3 separate regions of the Mus musculus genome follow, and regions 1 and 3 are each linked to region 2. The links are chromatin loops, found by intact Hi-C in ENCODE. Cell type or tissue: left cerebral cortex. All regions are shown on one strand.

Region 1 (8,000 bases), 78 kb after region 2:
GCCCGCACAGACCTCTTCACTCCTCCTGCCAACAAACCCACCCCTGCCCACTGGGCCTGCAGTTGCTGGCCCCTGCCCTGCAGTCCAGCTGATGGTGGAAGTGGCTCAAGAGGTGTGTGCCCCTTGTTCCCTGCTCAAGCCACCTGGGGTCTCAGCCCTGGAGGTGAGGGAAGTTTGCCCGAGGCACAGTGTTCTCTGGAACAGATACTGCAAGCTGCTCTGCCTCTCTCCCTCTGCACTGGCCCACATTAGGAGGACAAACATGAATTTCAGAAATGGGTTTTCCTCAGAGAGCCGTATGCAGGTTGCCGAGGGCTTTCACAAACCCTGTGTGTCCTTTTTTAGGGAATGATCAAAGTAGGTTAGCAATTTGTGGAAGGAAGCAGCCCTGGGTTTCAAGAATCTGCTTGCCTCTAAGCCTTTCAAGCTTACCCTCGCCACATACTGGGCCCTGTGTGGAGAGAGCCTCAGAGGAGGCAGGGAGGCAGCTGCATGCTGTGGCTGGCCTCACCACTGAGGGGAGGCAGATCCGCACAGTGTAACCCTGTTCTCTTTATTCTGTTCTTATTTTAGGAGCAGGTCTCACAAGACAAACCCCCTGGCCCCCCACAGAGCTCCGAGAGGTACCGCTCTGCCTTGCCCTCAGGATGGGTGGGGGGTGCAGGCTCAGGAGCCAGCTTGGCCCAGCCTAGTACTGTTTGGCACGCTCATTCAGATCCTGCCCTAGTTTGCCAGGACACTATAGGATTTTTAACAGATATCACGCCCCCCCCCCTTTTCCAAATCTGACCCAGAGTAGCTCAGGGACTGTCTTTCTGGTCGTTGTCAATCCAGGATGAATCCTGGTTGCTGTCAGCCTCTGCCTGCTAGGCTATGGGTCCTGGTACTAGATCTTGTCAGTCCAGGTTAAGGTCTGGTTGTTGTTGGTCCCTGCTGAGCTGTGGGTCCTGGCATTAGTCCTTGTGGTGAGGACATTCCACAAAGGGAAGATAATGGGCAGAGCCTCAGTACTCTATGGTATGCCTAGGCCCAGATGTTCAGGTCTCTCCTCCTGTGATCCGGGGTGGCAGTGCTGGTCTTATTGGAGTGGGTATGAGAGGTAACTGGGATCCCACCATCCCAGAAAACTGGATGTTGTGCATGCAGGACTCCATGCTCATGTAAGACTCTACAGTCCTCACGACAGCCTAGAGTGTCTGAGGTCTTGTTTGCACCCATGGGCAAAGTGAAGCATGTAGACCCGTTTCACAGGCAAAAGGCCTACAGGACCATCCAGCCCATCACAGGGAAGCTAGTGCTTCCCCTGGCCCCTGGGTGATATTGAATGGGTACTGGAGGAAGAGAGGTCTTGGTTCCCCTTGAAGGCTGGGTACCATCATCTATCTCTACAGGTCACAACTTTAGGCACTTAAAGCTCCAAGGCTGGACTGACTAGAGTGGGTTTTCTGGCAATCCACATAATGCTGTTAACATTCTTGGTTTTCCCTCAGCTTTGGAGGTTCTGATGTCACCTCTGGAAGAGATCTGAGTGACAGCTGTGAAGGCACCTTTGGAGGGGGCAGGCTGGAGGGAAGGACCGCCCGGAAACACCACCGTAGGTCCACTCGTGCACGCTCGCGGCAGGAGAGGGCCAGCCGGCCCCGGCTCACTATCCTAAATGTGAGTGGCTGCTGTTTGGGGGCACGTGGGTATGAATTCCTCTGCAATCTGATCATGGCTTCCCGCAGGTGTGTAACACGGGGGACAAGATGGTGGAGTGTCAGCTGGAAACGCATAACCATAAGATGGTGACCTTCAAGTTTGACCTCGATGGGGACGCTCCGGATGAGATTGCCACGTACATGGTAAGGCTGGGCCAGGGCTGAGGCCGCCTCCTTGAAGTCCTTAGGCTCTTGAAGAGTTAAAATGTTGAGTTTGGTCCTGCATGGAGGTGTCTGGGTGGCCTGTGGGTTGGGCACAAAACTTAGCAACTGTCCCCAGAGCTGTGGCTCTCCAGGGAGGGCATCAGCTTCCTGCAGATGGTTTTTGTGGGGTTTTCCCCAGACTCCTTAGTAAGGACAATTCACGTACAAAGCACCTGTGCAGCTCTCAATCTAAATTGCATCCTTTTGGTCTCAGGTTTCCCCTGGATTCTAACCCTCCTCTCATCCCATTGCTTTTCCCTTCTTTGAACTCCCCACCAAGCAGTATGTAACTGTACAGACAGCTCATGAGCAATCTATGCTTCCCACAGCCCTCTGCCTTGTTCCCTGCCCCTGCTTTGGGGTTGGAGGCATCCAGAGGCTCCAGAGGAAGCACAGGTGTCCATGGTGGACTGGGGCGCCGTGGGAGTTAACTTGTCTCACTGCTGAGACGAAACACCTGACAGAAGCAAGGAAGGAAGTGTTTAATTTAGCTCACGGCTAGAGAAGGTCTTGGCAGCAGGAGTGTGAGGTGGTTTGTCACCTTGTACCCACAGTCAGGAAGCAGAGAGAGAGGAATTCTGGTACCCAGCCAGCTTTCTCCATTGTACTCAGTCCGGCACTCCAGTCCACATTTAGGATGAGCCTTCCCACCTCAGCGACCCCAAAGTAAAAAGTGCCCAGAGCTTTGTCTCCTGGGTGATTCCAGGTCCTTTGGCTTGATGATTAATATTAATCATCATAGGTGTTAGTTAGACAAGCTTTGCCTCATCTGGGACCATCTTGCCACACGTGGGACCCTCCATTCCTTGGGTCTTGGGCTTATTACCCTGGCAGACCATTGTAAAGAAGAAACCAGATGTTTGAATTAGCTTGGTTTTGGTTTCGATTTATACTTGAACCCTGAAGTTTTAAGTTTTTCTCTGTTTTATTTTTAAATGTGTTTTTGATCTCTTTAATTTCTCTTTAAGAAGAAGAAGAAACATACTCCTATCAGGAAGCCATAAGAGGCTTTTGTTTAGTTTTGCCAGATTTGCAGCACTCCATATGTTCTTGCATGCTTCAGCCTGCGTCACGCACGTATCTGGGTGCTCTTGACTACATACAGGCTTCAAGCCACACTCAGGGGTGGATAGCTAAGGATGGCAGCCTCAGCCTCATCTGGGGGAGTAGTGGTACTCCTGGGGGTTTTATCTAGGTGGTTGGAAGAACACTGCTCTTCAGCTATCTTGTAGGAGCCGCAGGCTCACCCACAGGGGATGGATGGTCCAGGCATGTGTGAAGCTACACACTTGTATGAATGAGAAGAATGGTTAGAAAGAGCTGGCACTGGAGTGCCCTAGGAAAGAAGACAGTTGCTGTCTCCCTAGAGCTCTTTGTCCAGGGAGAGATAAGTCATGCTGAATCTGCCTAAGGTAGCCAAGACACAGTGGGCCAAGGTTGCCCACAGGAGCATTAAGGACAGTGACTGTATCCTGGTGAGGCTAGCCCAGAGGCCCTAGTATCTAGGCTGTGGTATTAGCCCTCTAGTTACCTTCATATCCCAGGCCTGGGCTGTTTTGCTGTTCTCTACTTCTGGGTGAGGAATGGAAGAGAGTCAATTCTACAAGAAATTCTTGACCATGAGGAGGCAGCCAATGCAGGCATTATAGAATCATGGGTTTCTGGACTCAGACCTGGCCTGCCAGGAGGACAGTATCTGGTATAAGTGGATGCTGGAAAGCCCTGTGTGATTAGTTGGAGAGATCATGGTATTGTTCCTTACTGGGGCAGCCGCAAGGATGGGACTCAGCGATCTGCCTGATCAGTTCAGTTTTGTCTGCCTTGGCCAACTTTGGAAGAGCTGAGAAGAGCCATGTGGCTGTAAGGCAAGAGCTCTGTGAAGACGAAATGTAAAGACAGCCAATAGGAAAGATTTCTGGGGAACCAGTCATAGTGGTGCACACCTTTAATCTCAGTACTTGGAAGATAGAGGCAGAGTATCTGTGGAAGCTAAAAGCCAGCCTGGTCTACATAGTGAGTTCTAGCACAGCCAGGACAACTCACTGAGACCCTATCTGAAAATAAACAAACAAATAATAGTATTGTTATTGTTATTAGAAAAATAGGTGTGGCTCATTGTCTGGTGCTTGAGTCCCTACTAGGCCCTCTGCCCAAAACCTAGTACTGGTGTACCTATCTTGGAAATTCTTGGGCTAGCCTGGGGTTCAGCTCTTGCTCCAGGAAAGCTGTGCCACATGAGGCCATCTGGTTGTGTGGGATAGGGTTTTCAGCTTCAACTACATTCCCATGTCTCCAGGGCCATTAACTTTCTCCCTTGGATGTTCGGACACAACCAGGGGGCATGCCCTTTGTCTTGTCTTCCCTTGATACCTAGGGCAGGAAAGAGGTATGTGTATCCTTGATAGAGCCCCCAAGCAGCCATAGTCTAGGGAAGGTTGTCACCTGCAGTCCCATGTCTCTTTGTAGGTAGAGCATGACTTTATCCTGCCCGCTGAGCGAGAGACCTTCATCGAGCAGATGAAGGATGTCATGGACAAGGCAGAAGACATGCTCAGTGAGGACACAGATGCTGACCATGGCTCTGATACAGGGACCAGCCCTCCACACCTGGGTACCTGTGGTCTGGCCACGGGGGAGGTGAGAGCCCAGGTCCTCAGGGTATGCTGGTGAATGCAGCAGGCAAGAGGCTCAGAAAAAGGCTCTCAGTGAGCAAGGCTTCTGACCCACAATCCCTTTCCCTCATGCAGGAGAACAGACAGTCCCAAGCCAATGCCCCTGTCTACCAGCAGAATGGTAAGTCTGTCTCGGAAAGGTAAGGCAGGCCAGTCTTAGGGAAGAACCGTTTCCCTGTATCTTCTGTGCTCTAAAGCAGGCATTTGACAGAAGTTCCCTGTTGAGCATAGCAGCACCAGGCTTTGGCCACTGTACCAGAAGGATTGTGGGAGTGGTGATGTTGGTCTCTCAGTTGGTTATGGCTACCCTGCCCCAGCAGCTGCTAACCTCTGGCTGCCATCAATTCCTTCAAGGCTGGTGCTGTAGACATCCTAAGAACTGAAATCAAGCCTTTCTGAGAGTCTCCAGCTGCCAGTGAGGCTCCCTGGACTGGATGCCCATCCTACACTCTTCTGGTTGAAAGGAGCCAATGGAAGCCCTTTCCCAAGGCCTCCTTTCAAGGGACCTGCAGGAAGCCATGGAGCGAAGCTGCTTAGGATTATAAGAGGGAGCTTGAGTCCCTGCTCACAGATGGAATGAGCTTCTTAGTGCGCCTCATGGGGTGTGGTACGGCCCCCTAGCCTGGAGGTACCGGCTCCCTCTCAGCACCTCTCTGTGCTCTCTTTCTCAGTCTTACACACGGGAAAGAGGTGGTTTATCATCTGTCCAGTGGCTGAACACCCAGCAACAGACACTTCTGAATCATCACCCCCACTTCCTCTAAGCTCCTTGCAGCCAGAAGCCAGCCAAGGTAGGAATGCACAGAGCCCAGACCCCCGTCCATAGCAACCCAGGAGCTTCTGTCTGTCCAGCCCTGTGCTAGGACACACTGGGTACTGAGTACCATGAAAGCCGCTGCTGCTGACCCATACTGTCACTCCAAAGCTCAGAACAGCCTGCAGGCCAAGTTACCACTTCTTCCTGTTCTCTACTGTTTCCATCAGGGCAGCACTGGCCTCGGCTGTCTTTATTATATGTGCCACTCACAAGAGGTGCCGGCATAATGATTGTGTATAGTGACTCTCTTTCACCTGTCTTTGTCACCTTCAGTACACCCTTGGTGGACATGCTCTCTGCATGGGGAGGTGGGATTCTGAGACTACATAATTCTCAGTTGTCGTGTGGATGATAGTCCATGCTATTCTTCTGAGACTGCCTGCACCTATCTCCACGGATATCTGCAAGCTTTTCCTTCAGCACCATTGGCTAAGTCTTGATTTTTATATCTGTGGTTTTACAAGGCTGAACTAGTCACTGGATCAAACATAAGCTTTGGTTCCTCATCACTTGGCAAGAAAACTGATTATTAAATAGCTTGGGTTTCCATCATACTACATTCATGAAAAGGACATGTAAGTCAGTTTGTCTCCTGATTGTATGTTTTCAGTGAACTCCATCGTACTTTTGGAGATTTCGTTACCACTGGGAGAAGGTCATCTTACTAGTAAGGTTCCGTGAAGGATGATTGGGGGGTGAGCTCAGCCTCTCCTGAGAGGCCAGGGGCTGGTGACCTCACTTGAAGAGTGACTTTCACAATGAGGGTCTCTTCCCACAATCCATTTTCCTTGGCTTATACACACTCCCTGGTTTGAGGAAAGTCCAACCTCTGTCACAGGGCAGGTACATTTTAGCGTGCCATAAGATAGAAGGACCGTGGAGTGTCACAGTGTGGTGTGCCATTAACAGATAGTGAAGTGGCATTTAAGAACGCAGTTAAACCCTCACCCTTCATCTACAAACTGATGAGCCTGGAAACCATTCATAGAAAGTTTGAATAAGGTGGGGATCTGGGGTGGAAAAGTAGGTGACAGACATGCTAATGGTATTAACTATCCACAGAGAAGAACTCAAATACTTGATGAGTTCTGACAGTCACATGGCAAAGGCACTGGAAATCTGAAGACAGCGAAAATTTATCAGGCCCTAATTTGGGGTACAGAAACCAGATATAAGCTGAATCTTGCTTGGCCCCTTTATAACTGGGGCCATCTCCCAGCCTACAGGAGTGTCTAAGCAAGGCCGCAGCCACTACACTGGAGAGAGGGATGTAAAGGCCAGGCATCTGGGTGTCCCTGCTGAGGCTGTGTCTGAGAGGCTGAAAGAGGCAGGCTTGCAGAGAGGAATCCCGGTGCCTATGGAAACCTATGGGGCAGGAGCCAGCTGAACCTTGACGGGAGAACTCTGGAGCTGTATGTAGTAGCATCCCTGAAACCTGCTGATTTTCCTATTTTCCACTGCCCAGCCCGACTTGGCACAGTCATAAAACTGGCTGGTTTCTGGCCAGTGCGGTTCAGAGCGGGAAGTCCAAGGGAATCAAGAAGTATCATAAGGGCACAAAATGGGAGAAACTTGGAAGATAGTCTCAGGAAGCTGAAGCCTTTGATACACCCTCAGCTGCTGTGTGTGCGTGCGTGTGTGTGTGTGTGTGTGTGTTAGCATATAAAACTGGGAACTAAGCTAAGGGATAAACTCTACCCAGGTTCCTGACTGGCTTCCGAGTGACTGTATCAGTTTCAAATAGATTAGTCCTGCAAAAAAAAAGTATTGAAAATTGAACCAGCTTGTAACCATGGCTCACAGAAGGCCGACTGCAATTTGTAGGTTCCTGGTCATGTTGACCATGGGCTGAAGCAAAAATACCAGCATTCACCATAGCAGCCAAAAAAAAAATTTAAGTTTGATATGTCATTCAAGATATTGAAAATAGAACCCAAAATTACTTGGCAAGTAAAAACCTAGGAAATGTCAGCTTTCTGGAAACAGCCAACCTGCCTATTAGTGAGATGACACAGAAGTTAGATGATCTGGCACTCAAAGCAGCCATTATAAATGTGACTGAACCAACAGTCACAAACATTCTTGAAACAAATGTTAAGTAGAAGGTGTCAGGGGAAGAAAGAGACAGAGAAGAATCCATGCAAGTCTTAACACTAAAAATTGAAATAGTTATCTGCAAATTATGTAGCTGGAACACAGGGAAGAAAAGTGGGGTAAAATGAGCAGAGCTTCAAGGGCCTGCTGAAGCTCTGACGTGCAGAGCTCGGGAAGAAAGAGAGCACAGGAAAAGATGTAGAGAAAGTCATGCTGAAAGCACCTCAAGTTTTGCCAGAGGTGGAACCTGGATATTTAGGAAACCAAGCAAACCCCACGCAGGTGAGACTGGAGAAAACCAGGCCTGAACGCAGCATCAGTCTGCTGGAAAGCAAAGGCAGCCAGCAAAATGATGTCACCAAAAAGAAAGGGAACTTCAGAGAGCAGCAGTGGGAGCCATGATGTCCAGAAGCCAACACATTTGAAAGGGGGTGAAAGAGAGGCCCCAAGACCACTGTCTTCAGAGAAAATGCCCCTTAGAGACAGAAACAAAATGGTGCCATTCTCAAATAA
Region 2 (8,000 bases):
GGTGTCTTCCATTCACCTGTCCCAACTTCCCAGGTGGGCCCAGGGAAAACTAGTGATGAGAACTGGCTGTGTTAGACCTGAATTCTAGATAGGCCTGCACACCTGCAAGCTGAGACCTGTGCCTGACAGCAGTACCTGGGGGTTGGTGAGGCTTTCCCCTGGCAATACTGACACCTCTTTTTAATTAAGGCCTTGTGGGCTCTGGCATTAGCCAGCAGGACCGGCCTGTCCTCCTATCTGCCTTCCTTTCCTCGATGTCTGTTGAGCACTTACTGTGTGCTGAGATAGTAGGACATGACTGCTGTACCCATCCATAGGTGAGCCAATTGCATGTCCTCTGCATGGAGCAGATGTCCCTTCAGGTGTCTGACCTTGGTGAGTCTTGTCACCTGAAGGGCTGAGGAGGCTAAGATGAGAACTGCAGAGAGGAGTCACTATCCTCCTTTTTTTGGATCTTGAGCAACCACTAAAGGTGGAATGCTGCCTGGATTCACCCTCTGCATCCTCATCTCCAAGTGGAGGTTAACCTTGGATACAGTTCTCTTGAGCATCAGAAGAGGATGCTGCATCTAGGCCCTTGGGTTGTTGCTTTTGCAGAGTATCCTCCCACAGCCTTGGCTTGCGAGCCTTAGGAAATCTAGCCATGCAGTGGGAAGTGTTTAGGATCAGGGTGACAGACTCAGAGATGTCCGGGGACCTGAAGAAGGGTACAGAGTGGGTCCCTGGCTGCTAAATTCTATACCAAGGAGTCCTTGTTTCCATCTGTTGGAATTCCAAGGGCCTGTTAGTGATACTAGTCTGAGATTCCTTGCAAAGAGATCAATGGCCTTATCCGGTAGTTTCATAGCTGTGGACTCCAAGGGCTGGCATAGGGAGCGAGTTCACCATAGGTTATGCAAGTGGGGCTGTGGGAAAACACACCCAGGGAGTTAGTTACAAAGAACATGGTGCCCAGTCAGACACAGGCTCTCCGAGATCTGTCTCAGCCTGGACTGTGCCCAGTTTTGTGGGTAGGGTCATAATTCTTCACAAACATGTGTGAATGTGTGTGGGCAATAGCTGTAGGTATGGCTGAGGTCTCACTGGGTAGCCCAGGCTGGCCTCTGCCTCCTGAGTGATAGGGTTATAGGTATGCACCACCACACTTCGATTAGGTGTTGTAAGTGACTGGCTGCTTTCATCACTAGTCACTCAGCAGGTATATGCCACAGGCTGTCACTGTGTCCTGTTGGGAGACAGTCAGACTAGCATGCTGAGACTCTTCTGTCATGATTTCTCTTACACAGGCCCTGCCTATTATAGCTTCCATATACGTGCCAGGACCCAGAGGGCCTTTGCTGGATAAACCCTGTCCAAGAGAAATTACATTCTACAGGCTCAGGTTAGGAGAGGCAATACTGGGTGGGGTCTTTAGCCTCCTTAGTGAAGTTGTAATGGTCCTCACCCACATTCTGCCCCAGCTTGGGAGGTGCAGCTTGGATCCCCATCTCCAGAGACACTCAGACCCACAGAGCTGGCACCTGCGCTCTGCTTCTGGTTGAGTGGGCTTTACGTTCATGCCTGACTCCCAAGGTAGATGAGAAATGAGATAATATAAATTAACAGGCATCTGGCAAATGCCCAGTCCAGTGACAAGTACACAATTTAACCCCTGGGTCTCTGGGGTATATGTTGGAGTCCTAACTTCATGGCTCTCAGTTTTCATAACGTAAGTAGTCCCAGCATTCCCCCTTTAAGGAGACAGTGTGCTACCACCCAACTCAGCTAGGAAGTGACTTGAACATCAGCCTTTTAAAGTTACTTTTGACTGGTATCAGCATCCACTGACAGCCCCTAGCAGGGCCAGGGAAACCCTGTCACTGGGTAACAGCTCTGTCTGCATTTGCTTCCCTTTAATCGTGAAGGATGTGTTGCCTCTGTTGGCTTTTCTGTCTTATGAGTTGCTGGTGTCAAAGGCTCTAAGGCCAGCAGCCGCTGGCCATCGGTTCACATTTGTAACTTGCATCTTTGACAGGGTGCCATACCATCAGGATGAGCAAAGAGATCAGAACATGCTGGTAACTTCCTTTGCGCTGTTTTCTTCAGGTGAAGTGACCCCAATGATGTGCATCACAACTGGTGAGCCCAGGTGCAGGTGCCTGGCATGGGCTCAGAAATCAGGTCAGTCTTCTGTGACCCTTGCAGTCAGGTTCAGAGATGCCCGGGGCAAGGGCTTGTCTGGGGTAATTGAGTAGCTCAGGGGGTGGAGAGAGAAGCTCCTGAGGGGGTTGAGGGTGGGGAAAGATGGCAATCAATATGGTAAGTCAAGGGGTTTCTGGAAACCTTTTCCAGTTTCCATCTTGGGACCTCTGAGATTTAGGACAGAGAAATCCTTTCTATTTTTTTTTTTCATTTATTTTTGAGACGGTTCCTGGTTCCTTTATTGCCACGTGACCCAACTCCTGGATCAAGTATCCTCTGCCCCCCACAGCCCTCCCCCACCGGTGTTGGGATTATAGGCTTGGGCCACCACGCTACTGATCAGGGCAAAAGGACATCTGTCTTTGAGATCTGGATTTGCTTAATGGAAAAGAGGGACACAGCGCTTACTGGTACCAACGTCCGTGGATGATAGTGAGGTTTTCCCATATCCTGGCAGTACAGAAAGGCCCAGAAGACACTCCAATTTTGCAACCATACTTGGGCACCTAGGATATCCTGAGGTTGTCTGTTTTGTCTTGGCATAGGTTCCAGGATTTGGCTCTCTGGCTAAGTCACGTTGTCTGTGGCCTGCCACCTCCGGGGAAAATAGAGCCCCTCAAGGCCCCACAGTTCAGCGGACCACTTCCAAAGAGCTTCAGGGCCAGGCGCCGGCCTGGAACCCTTGCCGCAGGTGGAGGCCATGGGGAGCATCCCGCAGGTGGCGGCGCTCAGCCGCAGCCAGGTGGGCGTGTCAGGCCCCGCCCCGCGCTCCGGTCTTGGGGAGGGTGGGACGAACGGAAGCCCCGCCCTCCCCGCGCGCTAGTTCGGAGCCGGTGCGGGAGCGGAGGCGCGCGGAGCCGGCAGGAGCACGCGGGAGCGCGGCCCCGCAGCGGCCCGGCCCGAGGGAGCAGCATCGTAGGAGCAGAACGGCCTGGCGACCCCCGCTGCAGCCAGGACCCCGCCCCAGCGCGACGCGGCCCCGAGAGAGGACTCTGGCCCCGGAGCGCGGCCTCGCCCTCCTCGCTCGCCCGGGTCCCCGGGCTGCGGGCATGGACAGCGCCCGCTCGCCCTGTGAGTATCGAGCTCTCCCGTTCGCCGCCTTTGTGTGCGCGCCGCGCCGCCGCAGCCCCCTCCCCGCGCGCCCCGGGCCCGCGTCCTTTGTGGAGCCTGCTCCTGTCCGGTGCTTCCCTTTACCCCGGCCTCCCTGTCCCTTCCCCACCCGCTCGCGGGATAGCCTAGCGGGGTCGCTCCAGTACTGGCCTTGACCCCTTTCTCCAGCCTCCCGAGCCCTTCTGTAGCTCCTTTGAGCCCTCAGGGACACCTAGCAGGTCGTCCCTCCTGGAGTCCCTGGGACAGCTAGAGACAGGCCGTGTTCCCGGCTCGGAGCTGAGTGAAGCAGGGCATCCCCTTGCAATCCTCGCCTCGGGGTCCGGTCTGCAGCCCTCTCCCCGGAGCCCGCAGAGGACCGCCCGGCAGGTCACTTCTGCGGTGGGGCTGGGCAGGGCGCGGGCCCAGAGGCGGCGCTGTCTCATCCCGCGGCCCAGGCAGGTGCGGCGGGGCTGGCGCTCACGCAGGGTCCGTGTGTCCTTGGCCCGCAGAGATGGACGGCGATGGCGGCCGCCGAGACGCCCCCGGCGCGCTGATGGAAGCCGGGCGCGGCACGGGGTCGGCGGGCATGGCGGAGCCGCGGGCGAGGGCGGCGCGGCTCGGGCCCCAGCGCTTCCTGCGGCGCAGCGTGGTGGAGTCGGACCAGGAGGAGCCGCCGGGCCTGGAGGCGGCCGAGACGCCGAGCGCGCAGCCCCCACAGCCTCTGCAGCGCAGGGTGCTTCTACTCTGCAAGACGCGCCGGCTCATCGCGGAGCGCGCCCGGGGCCGCCCCGCCGCGCCCGCGCCCGCCGCGCCCGCTGCGCCTCCCGGCTCCCCGAGTGTCCCCTCGGACCCTGGCCCGGAGCGAGCGGGCACGCAGGAGCCCAGCCCAGATCCCACCACCGCCTCAGCCGCAGCCGCGCAGGTCCCCGACGGCGGCCCGAGGCAGGAAGAGGCGCCGGCCCCAACACAGGAGGACGCTGGAACCACCGAGGCAAAGCCGGAGCCCGGGCGCGCACGCAAGGATGAACCTGAAGAGGAGGAAGACGATGAGGACGACCTCAAGGCCGTGGCCACCTCTTTGGACGGCCGCTTCCTCAAGTTCGACATCGAGCTGGGCCGGGGCTCCTTCAAGACGGTCTACAAGGGGCTGGACACGGAGACCTGGGTGGAGGTAGCATGGTGTGAACTGCAGGTGAGCGCCGCTGCCCCGCAGGTGGGCTGTCCGCAAATGCGTCCTTGGGTGTGTCCTTGCTCATATGAAGGGCTTTAGGCAGCCCTGGGGATGGTGGCTGGTATGTGTCACCCTCTGTGTGGGTGTCCTGCAGGATATGTGCCTCGTGTATGGCTAGCCTGTTGGTGCTGTTTCTGGACCTGTGCACACACAGGTTGAGGCTTGCCATCTTGGAGGTCAAGGCTGGGTATGTGCTGTGCCCATGGTGACATAGGCTCTGGAGTGGTCAGTGGAGGTTCGTTCTGTCAGCCCATGCTCCTTGTCCGTCCACAGAACCCACTTGTACTGGCTCAGTAGGGACTGGAGGGTAGTGAGAGAGAAGGCTGTCTTTAGGCCCTTTTCTAGGTGGCTTGGAAGCTCCCAGCTGTCCTCAAATTAGCATTTTTCCTGTACCCTGCAAGATGTATGTGTGATAACTGCAGATGCCTGCAAGGGTTTCCTCAGATTCAGGAATGATGATTGGTGGGTCTTTGGTGTTCTGCTGGCCAAGGCCAAGAAGCCCTGTCAGCAGCCTCCTGGTGTTCTAAGAGCCTGGTTTGTTCACACGTTAGCTGTGTGAGTGAAAATTATGGGGGAAAAAAAGGCCTGCCTTTTTTCTTTCTCTCTCTTTCCCTCTTCTCCACCCCCTTTCTTCCTTCCACCTTTCTCTTGTATCTCTCTCTTTTTTTTTCTTTCCTTTCTTTTCTGGAAGCAGAGGCTCAGCATGTATTTTTCATAACCTTGCCCTCACGTTAGCTGTGTCAGCCCTGGCCCTGAAGATTATATAAACCGCAACCCTAGCCGTCCTGGGGCCAGCCTTGGAAGAGGAGGCAGCTCCTGTCACAAGGGGTGTTTACAGGCCCTCCCTTACTGGGAGGGAGGGGCAGCTGTCAGGCAGGGGCCAGCTGGGAGAGTGCTGGCTGGAGGTGTAAGCCTACCCGCTGGCCCTTAAAGTTAGCTGGCCCTTCCAGGGCTGATGCATCCTGGGCAAACCTGGGTGAGCTGGGTGCCAGGGCTGCTGTCCGGTGCAGGATGCCTGCACTTTTGGCTGGGAAATGGGATGCAGGTGCTGTGTTCTCAGCACCTGCAGGGTGCTCTCTGCGTGCGTGTACAAGCTGGGCTCATTTCAGAGGTGACCTGTCATCAGTTCTGAGACAAAGAGCTTCAAAGGTCTTGTCTCCATACTGCCCTTTGGTGCTGAAATGGGAATACGGCTTCACATGCGAGGGTCAGTGGAGACTTTCAGCAGGAGTTGAGTTTCCTTCCTCCTTCGTGGTTCCTATGAGGATCACCCCTGACTTTTGCCTGGCATGTTTAGTGGAGTGCTTCTCAACCTCCCCAACACTGCAACCCTTTTGATACAGTTCCTTATGTTGTGGTGACCACTCCCCCCCCAACCAGAAAATTACTTCCATTGCTACTTCGTAACTGTAATTTTGCTACTGTTATAAACCACAATGTAAATATCTGTTTTCCAATAGTCTTAGGGAACCCCCAACTACCAAATTATTTTCATTGCTACTTTGTAACTGTAATTTTGCTACTGTTATGAATCATAAGTATCTGTGTTTCTCCATAGTCTTAGGTGACCCCTCTGGAAGGGTCTTGACCCACAGATTGAGAATCACTGTCCTAGACCTTGCAGAGAGAGAGTCTTGATTGTGCAGAATGGGTGGGGATGGGGAGGGGCAAATTCTGTGGCCCAGGGTCCTGAAGGGTGTATGCCCTGTGTCCCTGCTACCTGAAGAGGCACACAGGAGAGAGGATCAAGCAAGGGGATGTGAGTCTCGATTCTGGAGAATAGCATGATTCTTGGCTCCCCGCCTTCCTGCTCTTGCCAGATGGCCAGCGTGGCTCTCTGAGCACCTGCTGGTGCTGCTACTATGGAATGTCACTGAGGGTAGAGGACAGAGCAGCGGTGCTCCAGTAGGCTGGATGTGAGAGACTTCCACAGGCCAAGCCTGCCTATCTGGCGGAGGCATTGCAGAGTCCTGGGACTCTTGTTAATTCCTTCCCTTTAAGGCAAGGCAAGACAGCCTGCCCTTGTTGTGGGCGGGGCAGCAGAGGGTGGGGCCTGGACCCTGGCCAGGGGTCTTTGGATACTTGGCTCGAGGTAAAAATGGGGTAGCTTCTGGATTTTAGTGCTGTTCCTTGCTTGGGGGAGACTGAGAGCCCCCCAGTAGATGGGGAAAATGCCTTCACATCTTCTTCAGTGAGAGGTGCTGTTAATGCATGGCTTGGGCTGCAATGCATTGTATGGGGTTACCCTCCTTTATCTGGACCACCCTGGGGACAGCTCACATGACAGGGGTCTGGGCCTGCTTAGAGCCCCCTGGATGAGAGCCTCCAGATCACACACAAGTCATGTCAGTCCTGGAAACACTGATTAACTGTCTGATACTGTTCAGGAGATGGCTGGGTGTCACAGGATCTGGGAGATGGCAGAAGCCTGACTGGGGTGTGGGGCACAGGCTTGCTGTATAGAGCTCTGGGAGAACCCACCCAGAGGCCCCTGCGTGGTATCCTGGGTGGAGGAGATAGTTGGGCAGCAGGGATTCTACAGATACCCAGATCAGGGCATAGGCTAGGAGAGAGGAGCCAGAGTCTCTGCCCTGGGTCAGGGTAGGATCCCTATGCCTCCTGTGCTGAGGACCCCATCAGGGTATGGGCTATAGAGTTCTTGGCTCTGGACTCAGGAGGGAGTCTTGTTTATCCACCATGTACTGGGTTTTTCCTGAACCTCTGCAGTCTCCAGTGTTTCCAACTGCTGGGTAAGGCTCCTGAATCCCGGATGGCATGGTGAAGAGAGGGTCTGTCAGGACTTTGTTTTTCTCCTGGGGTGGTTAGCCTCCAAAGGGCTTTGGTCTGTTTACGCAGGTGCCCACTAAGTGGCCACTTTCATTTTTGCACCCTCAGTGGTGGTTCCAGTGTGGTCTCTACAGTGGCACACTGCTTGGAGTCTCTTTCCAGGGTTTTCTGCCAAGAGGCGGAATCAACACAGGCACAGGCCTGTTGAGTAGTTTAGAGGACACTGGGTTCCCTTTAGTGACTCTGTTTTGAAAGGGCCTGACAGGGAGAGCGAGCGGTGTGTACTTGTTCCACATCAAGGACAGGGAGATGGCCCACCTTCTCAACTGTAGCCGTGCCAAGCTGGAACTTGAATTGTCTTTTCTTTTACTCGGGGGTGGCGTGGGGAGGGTGGTATTTGAAAATATTTCCTCCTGCCCTGTCATTTATCCTTTGACTTTATCCCTGATAACAGAGTGCCTTATTTCTTTAAAAAAATATATATTATTTATTTAATGTACAAGTACACTGTAACTGTCTTCAGACACACCGGGAGAGGGCATCGGATCCCATTACAGATGGTTGTGAGCCACCATGTGGTTGCTGGGAATTGAACTCAGGACCTCTGGAAGAGCAGTCAGTGCTCTTAACCACTGAGCCGTCTCTCCAGCCCCAACAGAGTGCTTTATAACAGCAAAGCCCCCTAGAACCCGCCTGTTCTCATCGTTTCTCC
Region 3 (8,000 bases), 89 kb after region 2:
CACACACACACACACACACACACAGCATTGGGATTTTAGGCGTGTACCACCATGCTTGCCTTCTGAGTGGACATTGGGGATCTAAACTTAGGTTTATGCTTGGAGAGCAGCGTTTTATCCATGGAGCCAACTTCCCAGCCAGCCTTGCACATTATGTTCATGTTTGTGAAAGAACACGGCTTCCATTTTGAAAGTGAGAAATGGGTTTGAGATGTGCCACAACCTGTGCCCTCCCCTTGATTCTCACCATGGTCCCTGTGACTGCCTTTAGGACCTCGAGTGCTGTAGCAGGCAGGACACTGTCGGACTGTGTCTTATATGATGCCCAGGGCGTTCACTCCCTGGATTCTTTGCTGATTCTATGTTCCAAATGCTCCAAACACCAGGCACTGGTGGATTGGAAGGTTCTGGGTTTCGCCTTGCTCTGGGGACATGGAAGAAAATATAGCTCACTGTTTCCCTCGACACCTTCACCTTGTAAATTCATGTTCAAGTTTTGTCTAGCATAGACACTGTAAGCAGATGGGTGGTCATGCAAAGGCCATGCATGACAAGTGCTGGAACCAGATGTCAAGAACAGGATGGTATAGAATACCATAGGGTACTCTGTAGGGGCAGAGGTTCATATGTGAGCATCATCCCACGAGGCTGATGGCACTGGACATGAGGGGACAGAATGGCAGACAGGAACTTGACCCCTTTGGGGGAACCAAGATAAGTTTGCTGGACTCTCAAGCAGGCAGTCATTGGTGTAGACAGGGAAGGGCTGGATGAAGAGAATCGGGGCAAATGATGTCAATCCCTTTTTCTTCTAGACCCAGCGCCCTATCCAGACCAGCTGTCCTTGACGGACAAACCTAGTTTCCCAGCTGCTCAGCAGCTCCTGAGCCAGGCAGGCTCCAGCAACCCTCCTGGTGGAGCATCAGCCCCCTTGGCCCCGTCTTCCCCTCCTGTGACTACTGTAATCCCGGCAGCACCAGCCACCAGCACCGTGCCAGAGTCAGCAGCAGGGACTGCCATGCAGGCAGGAGGTCCAGGGACTCATCAAGGACCAGCCAGTGTCCATGAGACCCTCCAGCCACTGGCCGAGACACGCTCTGCCCAGTGTACTGCCCAGCCCCTTAGTACTGGCCAAGGACCTTGCACCCCAGCTCTGGAAGCCTCTCGCTGCTCCACAGGTCTGGGGGAGCCCATCTCAACCAGGGAGGTCAGCACTCAAGGAGAGCCCCTGCCTGCTTCAGTGCCAGAACCTAGCCCTCCCACTGGGGCCACACAATCTGTACCGGGTCAGCCACCACCCCCACTGCCCATCACAGTAGGGGCTATCAGTCTGGCAGCTCCCCAGCTCCCCAGTCCCCCCCTGGGACCTACTGCTCCCCCACCACCCCCCTCAGCCTTGGAATCTGATGGGGAAGGGCCGCCCCCTAGGGTGGGCTTCGTGGACAACACCATCAAGAGTCTGGATGAGAAACTGCGGACTCTGCTCTACCAGGAGCACGTGCCCACCTCCTCAGCCTCAGCTGGGACCCCCATGGAGGCAAGCGATAGAGACTTCACCCTGGAGCCCCTGCGAGGAGACCTTCCCTCAGCCTTGAGTGACAAGACCCCAAGCCTCACCCAGCAGACCCAGCCCTCAGTGAGTAGCTTGATTCACCCCAGTACCTACTCCCCGACCATAGCTGGAGGTGGGCAGGCATCCCAGCTATGCAGGGCCTGACTGGCTGTCTTGGTGACATGCCCGCGGTGTGTGGCGCCAAGCAAATTCAGCTCAGTTGTTCATATGGAGGAGGCAGGCCAGGCCAGAGACAGTTCCAGTCATAGAGGTAACAGATCAGTGGTTTAGGAGTTAGTTACAGAGATGCTGATAAGCTGAACTCACAATTCTCCTTTTCTTGTTTTTCTTCTTTCAGTTGGAAAAGTCTGAAACGGCCCCTGCAGGATGGGCCCTGGCCCAGAGGGAACAGGGTGCATCTTCTCCAATGACAGGTAACATCTCAAGATCAAAGTGGTGCAGACCCATGTCCACTCCGCCAGTGAGCACCACTGCAGGTGCCACAGGCCTTCTGGGAACCGGAGCCTTCGTACCCTCATGCTTTCAGGGATGAAATAGCCCATCAAGCGACAGAAGGAACTGCTCTCACAATCCAAAGAAAAAGTCCTGTCAGGGGCGTGAAAGCTAAAATATGGGAGTGGTCTGCTAAGGCCCTATGAGAAACGTACCTAGGCCCCAGCTCCCTAATGATTGGGCAGCTAAGGGGAGAAAGAGAGAGACCGAGACCCCACTGCTTTCTTCTCTGTGGCCCCAGTAGCTATGCACCTTGAGGGGAACTCTTACTTTACTGAAGTTCATGGGTTTGGTGGAATGTAGGGTTGTCGGCCTATGTCCACTCTGCCAATGTGCACCACTGCTTGGGGAGGTGGAACTCCAGGGAGTCTGACTGCGCTTACCCCACAACACTCCCTGGGGAGGGGGGGGCTGCTGGGCTGTAGGGAAGCGCTGAGGTGCCGCTCTAGGGTGGGAAAGTGAAGTCTGTGACATGGGGAAGCCAGAGCTGGCTGGGGGGCAGGAGTTCCTGAGCCTTGGACACCCAGGCACCCACTGCTGGGAGTTGCAGAAGAACAGATAATGGAGTGGTGGTGGGGTGGGCTTCGGTCTGGGGAAAAGGGGGCGCCCTGGTTTGTCTCACGGGGTGATTCTCCTTGGCCTAGGCTTGATGACTGACTATTGTGTCTGGGAGCACACAGAGGCCTTCTGTGGGAGATTAGGCTGCAGCTTTGTAGGCAAAGCCTTCTTCATGGCTCCCCAGGGCAGATCTTGATGAAAAGAGACAGTCCAAGGTTCTAAACAGTTAGCTGTCATGGCGGAAAATGAATGCATAAAACTATACCCCCTTTTCTCAGGGTGGGCCTGAAATTAAATACCTTTTGCAGGAAGGAATGTCTAGGAAGGGAAGCTTATTGGCTAAGCCCTCCAGGCCTCTAGGTACCTCGTTGGCCTGGAGAACTCTGTTTTGGGCCTATGTGACCACACTTTTATGTGAGAAGCAAGGAGTCTGTGTTCGAAGTCAGGAGTCTGGCAGGGAGCTGGGAGTCACCTAAGCCTTGGGTGTGTGCTCATTGAGTCTCCTGGTCTCGACCTGCTCTACCTTACCAAACTTCCTGGGATGGTCTTATGTCCCACAGTAGGATGTGTAGCGGTCAAAGGATCACATGCATCAGTTGGCTCCCTCCTTTGATCATGAGACTCTTGAGGGTTAAACTTGGATCATCAGACTTAGTGGCAAGTACCTTAGCCCACTGAGCTATCTCACCAGCCCTTTTTATCTTCTGAGATAGCTGTGTAGCCCAGGCTAACCTTGCCCTTGCATTGATCCCTGCCTCAGCCTTCCTAGTTGCTGAGATCACATGGTTCCTGATCCATTCTCAAACATTTGAGACTTCACCCTAGGAGTCTGATCTACTTTCTAAGGTGCCAGAGTTCCTCACCAGATTTCGTGGGGATCGGCGGGAGAAGAGTTATGACCTAGCTGGACCTGAAAAGGGTGACTTCCATGTTGTCCATAACAGGTCTGAATTGCCTTCCCAGTGAGAGGCTCAGTCCAGCTCCACCTGGTGGACCCAAGGGGCAGCTGTGTTGGTTTCTGGGCTAGTGCCCCAAGAGGTTGGAGGCAGCTCTTCAGGTGACCCTAGCCCAGTGCCAGCCTTGAGCTGAGGTCTCCATCCCAGATCTTTTATAAAAAGGATAATGAAACCTCTGCGTCCTATAAGAGGTGCTATCTGCAATCACAAATCTATACTTAGAGTTGAGAAGTCGTGGTAGGCAATAGAGGGATTGTTCCAAAAGGCTGACTGATGATGATGATTCAGGTCTAAATGGGTGAATGTTTTTGTTTTTGTTTTTTAAAGACAGGGTTCCTCTGTGTGGCCCTGGCTGTCCTAGAGCTCACTTTGTAAACCAGGCTGGCCTTCAACTTCTAGATCCCCCTTGCCTCTGCCTCCCAAGTGCTGGGATTAAAGGCGTGCGCCACCACACCTGGCCCCTAACATATGAACTTTATAACGGACACAGGAATAGACAGAATGCAGTTGGTACTGAGGGCCTGTTACTGGAGGAATGCAAAGATGAGGAAGGGGATCAAGTGTTGCCTACAAGTGGGGAACATGTAACAGGGATGGGATTTGGGTCTCCACTGGAATGTGAGGTTCCTATATAGAGTATACAAGGCACACTCGTGTGAGTCCATGTGTCAGTCTGTGGTTTGTCTTGATGTGTGGCAGGCACTCCCTGTCCCCCACTAAGTAGGGTTGGAATCTGCTCTACAATATCCGCTTAGGTCCTCCTAAAGCCAGAAGCATCGGGGGGAAAAAGGTTTTGGCCACTAGAGTACAGAGTGTCCAAAAAAAGGGTAGTCTACCTGACTTGTCTTCCCTTCCCCAGGCTTGTGACTGTCTCCCAGGATGTGATGTCCCCAAGATGCCACAGATAGGGTACCACAGTGCATTCTCAGTCTTCAAAGCCCCAGAATGTCACCCCTCCCTGCCCAGTGGCCATACTCCCACTGTGTGGGCCTCTGGGCTGTGAGCCATCCCTCACTATTCTCTCTCCAACTTCAGTAATGCAGTTGTGTTCCTACAGCAGAGTCATCTTCCAGCAATACACTGGGCTGTGACAGTGACGCAGGGCAGGTGGCCTCGGACTCCTCCACAGCACCCAGTGTCCCCCAGGTAAAGGAGGCTCTTGATACACACTTATCCAGAAGGGAGCAGGGGATGCTAACCTCAGCTGGTTCTCACAGACTCTTCATTTCTATTCCTCCTTCAGGATGCCTCTGGTTCTTCCGTCCCTACACACATGGATCCCAAAGATCAGAACAGTAGTGTTCCCAGAGAAGCCTTGGCAGCACCCATGCAAAGTGGCCCAGGGTCCTTCACAGTGGGCAGCCCAGCCCAGCTGCGTGGCGCCCGGGACTCCGGGTCTCCTCATAAGCGGCCAGGGCAGCAGGACAACAGTTCTCCAGCCAAAACTGTAGGGCGCTTTTCCGTGGTCAGCACACAGGACGAGTGGACTCTGGCGTCACCTCACAGCCTGCGGTACTCTGCCCCACCCGATGTCTACCTGGATGAGATCCCCTCTAGCCCTGAGGTGAAGCTGGCAGTGCGGCGGGTACAGACAGCCTCCTCCATCGAGGTTGGCGTTGAGGAACCTGCCTCTAGTGACTCTGGGGATGAACGCCCAAGAAGGAGGTCCCAGGTGCAGAAGCAGTCCTCCCTGCCGGGTACTGGTGGTGTGGCAAGTGACTTTGTGAAGAAGGCCACTGCCTTCCTGCACAGGTCTTCAAGGGCTGGCTCGCTGGGACCTGAGACACCCAGTAGGGCAGGTGTGAAGGTCCCTACCATCAGCATCACCTCCTTCCACTCCCAGTCATCCTACATCAGCAGTGACAATGACTCAGAGTTTGAGGATGCAGACATAAAGAAGGAACTGCGCAGTCTGCGAGAAAAGTACGTTTGGGAGGGCATGGCTCACCTAGCCGGAGTGGGGCTCACCCAATCAGCATAGGGAGGGGATGGTAGCCTACATGGCTGGGGAGGGCTCATCCAGCCAGCCTGGACCTAGTCGGGACTATTGGATGGAGTTTAAATCAAGCCGTGAGGTGTCTACTGGTGGGCTCTAGTCAGGGCGATGGGACAGTGGAGAAGGCCAGTTAAGTTCTACCCTCCAAGCTGAGGACCCATCTAGGATGTCTTTGCACTGGGCCAACCATGCTCTGTCATCTGCATGACTATTGTCACACAGCTCTCAAGTACATGCTGGGATCAGGAGACCTGCACCTTCTTCAGGCTGTCTATCCTCACCTCCTTCCTTCCCTATTGATTGCCCCCTGTCTCTTCCTGTCTCAGAGTCTGTCTCTCTCAGCTGGCCTCTCACCCAGAAAGTACTCACTCTGTGTCTCTATGATCAGGGATTACTAATGCCCTGAGCTGCCCTTCAGGGTGGGAGAGTAGAATTTGACAGGCGAGCTTCTGGCGTGTGGCCCATGAGACCCCCACCAGTGGCTGAAGCGCAGGGATTTGCTTTAACTGTCTAAATGAGCTAAGCAGCTACAGGTGCCCTGAGAGAGGAGGAGACACTGAGACTGCAAAGCTTCTGCAAGATTGTGGGGGAGGGGGGATGATGAAGACTACCAGTCTTGGGGCTCTTAGCAAAGTAGTCCCAAGTGACCATAGTGGAACTTCCATTGAGGTGAGAAAATGGAGGAGGGCACCACTTGAGACCTCCAAACTGACCTGTGCTCTGAATCCTAAAGAAGGAGTCTTGTCTGCTCACCCCAACAGACCCACAGGCAGACAGCCATCCTCTGGAGATATACTGCTGTCTCTCCCTAAGTTTGCAAGGAGAAAATCACTTTCACTTGGTGTTTACTGATTGCTTTGTGTATGAATGAATGAATGTACATGTGTGTGTGCACTAGTATGTGTCAGTGTGTATGTAGGCATCCACACCTTTGTGTATGCAAATGAAGAGTTTCCAGAGGTCAAGATCAGGCATCTCATCACTTCCCCTCTTAGGTTTAAAACAGAGTATCTCACTGAAGCTGGGGTTCACAAATTTGTCTACACTTTCTGGCCAGGATGCCATAGGTGTATTCCTGTCTCTTCCTCCCCAGTGCTGGAGCTACAGGTGTGCTGTGGTTACAGGTGTGCTGGGATTACAGGTGTGTCAGGATTACAGGTGTGCCAGGGTTACAAGTGTACCAGTGTTACAGGTATGCCAGAGTTACAGATGTGCCAGTGTTCAGGTATGCTAGGATTATAGATGTGCCAGGATTACAGGTGTGTCAGGGTTACAGGTATGCCAGAATTACAGGTGTGCCAGGGTTATAGGTGTGCCAGGATTACAGGTATTCCAGAGTTACAAGTGTGCCAGAGTTACAGGGGTGCCAGGATTACAGATGTGCCAGGATTACAGGTGTGTCAGGGTTACAGGTATGCCAGAATTACAGGTGTGCCAGGGTTATAGGTGTGCCAGGATTACAGGTGTTCCAGAATAACAAGTGTGCCAGAGTTACAGGGGTGCCAGGATTACAGATGTTCCAGGATTACAGGTGTGTAGGGATTACAGGTGTGCCAGAGTTACAGGGGTGCCAGGATTACAGGTGTGTAGGGATTACAGATGTGCCAGGGTTACAGGTGTGCCAGGATTACAGGTGTGTAGGGATTACAGGTGTGCCAGAGTTACAGGGGTGCCAGGATTACAGGTGTGTAGGGATTACAGGTGTGCCAGAGTTACAGGTATCCCAGGATTACAGGTGTGTAGGGATTACAGGTGTGCCAGGGTTACAGGTGTGCCAGAATTACAGGTGTGTAGGGATTACAGGTGTGCCAGGATTACAGATGTTCCAGGATTAGATGTTCCAGGATTACAGATGTGCCAGGATTACAGGTGTGCCAGAGTTACAGGTGTTCCAGGATTACAGGTGTGTAGGGATTACAGATGTGCCAGGGTTACAGGTGTGTAGGGATTACAGGTGTGCCAGGGTTACAGGTATGCCAGGATTACAGGTGTGTAGGGATTACAGATGTGCCTAGGTTACAGGTGTGCCAGGATTACAGGTGTGTAGGGATTACAGATGTGCCAGGGTTACAGAGGTGCCAGGATTACAGGTGTGTAGGGATTACAGGTGTGCCAGAGTTACAGGTGTTCCAGGATTACAGGTGTGTAGGGATTACAGATGTGCCAGGGTTACAGGTGTGTAGGGATTACAGGTGTGCCAGGGTTACAGGTATGCCAGGATTACAGGTGTGTAGGGATTACAGATGTGCCTAGGTTACAGGTGTGCCAGGATTACAGGTGTGTAGGGATTACAGATGTGCCAGGGTTACAGAGGTGCCAGGATTACAGGTGTGTAGGGATTACAGGTGTGCCAGAGTTACAGGTGTTCCAGGATTACAGGTGTGTAGGGATTACAGATGTGCCAGGGTTACAGGTGTGTAGGGAT

Evidence for each region. A loop is a pair of places that touch in the nucleus more often than their neighbours do. Peaks named below come from ENCODE experiments on the same cell type or tissue, not always from the same donor. Only the 100,000 strongest peaks of a DNase experiment are listed, where the experiment ranks them.
Region 1: it touches region 2 in a loop (4-fold over the local background); 10 of 42 quality-filtered maps call a loop at or near these places.
Region 3: it touches region 2 in a loop (2.0-fold over the local background); 6 of 42 quality-filtered maps call a loop at or near these places.

Annotation. Positions count from the first base shown.
Region 1 is chr13:49,064,614-49,072,613 of GRCm38, reverse strand. It overlaps Wnk2 (WNK lysine deficient protein kinase 2), which reads left to right. Exons shown (of 30, transcript NM_001290313.1): 13 at 1-112; 14 at 574-623; 15 at 1,491-1,659; 16 at 1,728-1,844; 17 at 4,371-4,541; 18 at 4,652-4,697; 19 at 5,248-5,367. Among named protein-coding and RNA genes, the nearest start is that of Wnk2, 80 kb to the left of the region's middle. In left cerebral cortex, a CTCF peak has its summit at 481; DNase peaks (open chromatin) are centred at 2,408 and 3,014; H3K27ac peaks cover 4,300 bases.
Region 2 is chr13:49,143,014-49,151,013 of GRCm38, reverse strand. Wnk2 (WNK lysine deficient protein kinase 2) reads left to right here and starts at 2,686. Exons shown (of 30, transcript NM_001290313.1): 1 at 2,686-3,252; 2 at 3,780-4,462. The coding sequence starts at 3,782. In left cerebral cortex, CTCF peaks have their summits at 2,865 (motif pointing right) and 3,692; DNase peaks (open chromatin) are centred at 4,595, 4,860, 5,323, 7,453 and 3 more places; H3K4me3 peaks cover 4,551 bases; H3K27ac peaks cover 3,757 bases.
Region 3 is chr13:49,054,337-49,062,336 of GRCm38, reverse strand. It overlaps Wnk2 (WNK lysine deficient protein kinase 2), which reads left to right. Exons shown (of 30, transcript NM_001290313.1): 20 at 816-1,636; 21 at 1,911-1,986; 22 at 4,637-4,725; 23 at 4,823-5,502. Among named protein-coding and RNA genes, the nearest start is that of Wnk2, 90 kb to the left of the region's middle. In left cerebral cortex, a CTCF peak has its summit at 3,642 (motif pointing left); a DNase peak (open chromatin) is centred at 3,630.